Regions from separate parts of the Homo sapiens genome. Here region 2 is linked to region 1. A link is a loop called in an ENCODE intact Hi-C map of the cell type or tissue named here. Cell type or tissue: endothelial cell of umbilical vein. All regions are shown on one strand.

What was found. Hi-C counts contacts between places; a loop is a spot of excess contacts. Peaks named below come from ENCODE experiments on the same cell type or tissue, not always from the same donor. Only the 100,000 strongest peaks of a DNase experiment are listed, where the experiment ranks them.
Region 2: it touches region 1 in a loop (2.2-fold over the local background); 2 of 110 quality-filtered maps call a loop at or near these places.

The regions. Positions count from the first base shown.
Region 1 is chr18:61,634,799-61,637,298 of GRCh38, reverse strand. No RefSeq gene overlaps it. Among named protein-coding and RNA genes, the nearest start is that of LINC01544, 110 kb to the left of the region's middle. RefSeq lists an enhancer at 1,339-1,388. In endothelial cell of umbilical vein, a CTCF peak has its summit at 1,318 (motif pointing left); DNase peaks (open chromatin) are centred at 998 and 1,228.
Region 2 is chr18:61,991,262-61,993,761 of GRCh38, reverse strand. No RefSeq gene overlaps it. Among named protein-coding and RNA genes, the nearest start is that of RNF152, 100 kb to the right of the region's middle. In endothelial cell of umbilical vein, no CTCF peak of the experiment used is centred here; DNase peaks (open chromatin) are centred at 401 and 1,231; H3K27ac peaks cover 2,500 bases.

The sequences.
Region 1 (2,500 bases):
AGCATGTGTGCTCTTCAGAACGCAGGTTTCTTAAAGAAAAGGGAGGAAATTCAGTGATTGAATAGTTTGGGAGGTGCTGCAACCAGTCTGCTCCTCTAGAAAATGCATGGTGTTCATACACTGCCATAGTGGAGGGCCTGCAGCAAGGAACTCTGCTTAACTTTGTTTATAAAATAAAAATGCTTTTGAGCGGGGGACGGGAGAGTCCCCTGATCTGGAGAAAAGTAACCACTCCCTAAAAAATGGCCAGAGGAGCTCCCAGACAGAAATCCCATCCTACTTCTTCCTGCTTTGGTAAGGAAACAGGCACAGGGGAATGCACATCGTGTGGCATCTGGGGAGACTGGAGCCCCTACCCAGTGGTTCCCTGGTAAAGGTCTTGAAGATGAAAATTGCCCACTTGAGACCAATAGGAACTCCCATGCTTGGTTCAGCCCTGACTGGTAGAGATTTCCGCAAAGCTTCATTCAGAAGCTTGGTCTGGAGGTGAGGAGGGGCCTGTTTGAGCTCTCTGTCGATGACCAACTCTTCCCAGTTGACCAGGACTCTCCCAGGGTTAGCACTCAAAGTCCTGAATTCCAGGAATCTCCTCACACCTGGGCAAACCTGGACATTTGGTCACCTTAGCTCTCTCAGAAAAAAGACAAAGCATTCAATCCAATCTAGTTTTTAAAAGAAAATAAGAACTAGAGGTCTGTCCACAGGAGCTGCACAAGATTGCCTTTAACCTGGGTAATTCACCCTCTGCTTATTTTTGTTGCCTTTTAATCTGTTTCCTGGTAGTAAATCTCAGAGAAGAAAATGTACCGTGTGTTTGCCTGGGGCTGGGTGGGGCGTGGTAGCTGGGGACAGCTGGCTCAGAAGCCAGGGAAATCTCTTAAGGTGAGAGAAGCTGGTTGCACCCTGGGGCCTGTGGAAAGAAACAGCAGGCCAGCTGGTCTGGGCCCTAAGTGCCCCCCTTCCCCAGAGGCTGCTTAGCCCAGCCCTCTTCTACAGGGCTTCAGCCTGCAAGGGCCTTTCCCTGCTCCCTTCACTTCAAACCTTCTTCCCCACAATGCACTGGAGTGGATTAATTCCATGCTTTGCACTGTTTCACGCTGGGGAGGGAGTACGGCTCTGGGAAAAACATTAAAATGTGTTCTTGGCTCTTTTCACACCACACTTCTTTTCCTTGCTCCTTCTCTTCTTTCATCTTTGCTCCTTCTCTTCTTCCATCTTTGCCTTCTATCATTTTTATTTTTCTCTTCTAGGACTCAATTTTAAGTCCCACCACCGTCAAGCCCAAGTGCCACTACCGCCCCCTTGTGTTTTCTTGATGGAAGAACGCAGCCCCAGGGCTGCCCACACACCTGGAGAAAACTAGGGGTGGAAAGGTGTGATACATTTTCTTACCCATCATAAGGGGCACAGCTGACACTCCTATAGGAAAAGACAGGTTAACAAGAGGAAAGTGTAACAAATTATTTGAATCAAAGTTTTACATAGCGCAAGAGCCTTCACAAATGAAGACCCAAAGACCCAGAGAAAACCATCTATTTGTATGCTTACGTTCCATGAAGAGTGGACAACTATGTCAAAATGTGAGTGGACAAGGGGTGTGATCTAATGGCGATAGACCGAGGCAGGGGGACCCAGCCAGGTATGTCCAGACTCTTTTTGGCCTCTCTATGTAGGCTTTCTCCCCCGTATGGGGCAGAATCTTTCTGGAAAGAGAAAGGGAAGAAGGGAAAGAGTGACCTTTTCAGACTTTATGGCTTGCTTTGGGGAAGAGGGATCTTAGCTTTATGACCCACTGTTGCGGGAAGTCAGGGACCCCGAACGGAGGGACCGGCTGAAGCCATGGCAGAAGAACGTGGATTGTGAAGATTTCATGGACATTTATTAGTTCCCCAAATTAATACTTTTATAATTTCTTATGCCTGTCTTTACTGCAATCTCTGAACATAAATCGTGAAGATTTCATGGACACTTGTCACTTCCCCAATCAATACCCTTGTGATTTCCCATGCCTGTCTTTATTTTAATCTCTTAATCCTGTCATTTTATAAGCTGAGGAGGATGTATGTTGCCTCATGACTCCGTGATGATTGCGTTAACTGCACAAATTATAGAGCATGTGTGTTTGAACAATATGAAATCTGGGCACCCTGAAAAAAGAACAGGATAACAGCAATGTTCAGGGAACAAGAACCCACCTTGGAGAAGGGGGATTTTGGTTTCTATGATTTGCTTCAGGGGGAGAAAGAAGACAGGAGAAGATCAGAGGAGAGACTGCTTCTGAGGCCACGTCTGAGGCCTTCCAATCTCCTCCTTTAGTTCAAAGTACTCAGCGTGCCAAAGCACCATACTTTGGGGTAATGTTTTTTTGAGCCCCAACAGAACCAAAGACTGGATGTATGAACAGTTGTGAATAGCTAGAATGCCGATTGATTAAATAGGGTTGGCAGGCCAGGCATGGTGGCTTGTGCCTGTAATCCCAGCACTTCGGGAGGCTGAGGCA
Region 2 (2,500 bases), 360 kb before region 1:
CATGAAATAATGTTTGGAAGTTGTCTTGTACGTAGTTAGCAGGATTTAATTACTTAATTCATTTCTTTTAGGTTTGCTTGGAAAGCCAAATGTCAAGAGATTTTGTAGTGGCACAGAAAAATAAATTCAGTCTTTTCTCTTTCCATCATCTCGTAAGATGCCAAACTGACTGGTAATCAAGACCCCAGGAGAAAACATACGCTCCAGACACCAGCTTCATCTTGGCAGTGGTCTCAGTTGGACTTGAGAGTAAATAGGAGATGACAGCTGAATCTGGTGTGGAGATTCAGGAAGGTGGTTTTCCTGGAGGACGTTAACTGGAAGTTTATAGATTGCAAATAATGATCATTGTTGTAAATACATGAGGGTAGGGGAGAGAGGAAGCATTTTGGAGAATAAAGTTCTGAAATTCCTGGACAGGATTGAAATGAGAATTCAGAAGTACTAGAGCTTAGTATCCTGTTAAGGAGATCATGGCTGCCTCATTGCTACTGTTCTGCAAATTTCTTTAGCAATTCCTTTTAATCAGTCACGTTTGAAATTGTCACTGCAGAAAATGTTTTCCCAGTGAACATGCTTCGATATATGCTGACTAATAATAGTGAAACCTTATCTTTGGCATGTACTTTTGGACTGTTCAAAGTGGTTTCACATTTATAATTGCATTTGCTTTTCAGAATGACCTTCAGAGGGAAGTAGGGTATTATTATTCCCTTTTTAAAAATGAGGAATCTGAAACCACAAATTGCATAAGGAACTTACCCAATGTTCATGGTTATTAAATGGAAAAGAAAATTTAGATTTTTCTAGTCACCTCTTTTTTTGGGAGACTATTTTGTTTTCTCATTTTATATTTTCTCTCTCAACAGTTTTGTGTCAGCCCACGCTGTTTCTGGGGTCACAAGAGACAAATATTTACCATTTCTCATCCTGCACATTTTTTGGAGGCTGTTACAGAAAATTGACAACACTCTTCATCCATTTGATCTAAGACTTGCTGAAGGCTGAGACTTGAACTCTTCTGTCTAAAGGAGTTGAGGGTGGAATTATTGAACCCATGGTCAGGACCAGATCCCCCCTTTTTTCCCTACACCTTAAGTCTGTTCACCTTCTAATTGTTGCAGACTAAGATGTCAATTCAGTCCCTTCCTTTTTCTTTTTCAGGGGCTATTGACTATGGTAAAATCCAGTGTCCTTCACAACAAACAACACTTTCTTTCCCTGGTTCAGAGCATTTCACATTCCTTCCATATTACTCAGCCTTCTACAGTCATTTTGAGGCACAGACCTGTATGTGCCTTCTCCCCTCCCCATTTTCCTTCTCATTTTAGACAGGAAATCACCCCTCAGAAACCCTTGGGTGAAGAAAAACAATGTAATGAATAATATGTAGGACATCTTATGAAAGTGCCAACAACTTTTTGCAAAGGCCTCAGCGTTCTCATACTTTTACTGTAGTTTCATTTATGTATTTTAGCATTTTATTAGTAATTAAAGTTGATGATTGGTCAAATCTCTCTAATGTCTCAAAAAGACTGTTTGGGTTATTTCCACTTTGTAACAAATCATCTCAAAGTTTAGTGGCTTAAAACTACAGCCATGTATTTGCTTGTGATTTTGCAGTGTGAGTGGTTCTAGTCATCTTTGTGTAGTTTCCCATGCAGCTGGAGTGGCCTGGGGGCTTGAATGGGACAGGAACATTGAAGATAGCATTTGAACTAGGTTAGATAATGTCTCCCCAAAGTTTATGTTTATGCAGAACCTCAGAATGTGACCTCAGAGGTTTAATTTTCCAAATAAAACTCCTTTTATTTGGAAAGAGGGTCTTTGCAGATGTAATGAGTTAAGACGAGGTCATGCTGGATTAGAGTGGCCATGTGTCTAGCTTCCTAGCAGGGATGGCTGGAGGATCTGAAGCCTGAGTTTTCAGACTTCTAGAATCTCTCTCCATGTGGTCTCTCTACCAGGCTACCTGGACCTCTTGACATAAAGGCTCGAGGTTCCGAGAGAGTGAAACCTGAAGCTTCCAGGCCCCTTATGGGTTCAGCTCAGAGCTATCACTAGGTTACTTCTCTCATGTTCTGTTAGTTAAGGCAAATTACAGGGCCAGCTCCAATCAGGAGGAGGAAATCGAGTCCACCTATTGATGGAGGCACAAAAGGCATCTACAGGGTCGAGAGGAATTGTTGGTGTTCATCTTTGGAGTCAGCCTCCAGGAAGGATCATGGAGACCTGAGTTTGAAAGGGCATTTTACTGCCTTATAGAGCCTCTCAGTGTGAGTCACCATATAGACTTCTTTCTCTGACAGTCTTCTGGACTTCCAAGTCATGTCTTTGAGTGTCAGCCAGCCCACTCCTTCATGTCAGCCCTGCCAGCTGGCCACGTGGTGGTCCAGAAGGCAGCCCATGCTGAGCTTCCAGCATCTAGGATTTGGCATGGGAGTGCGTGCAGTTGCCCATTGGGAAGATAATGTGGCATTCCTTGTGGAAACAATTATTG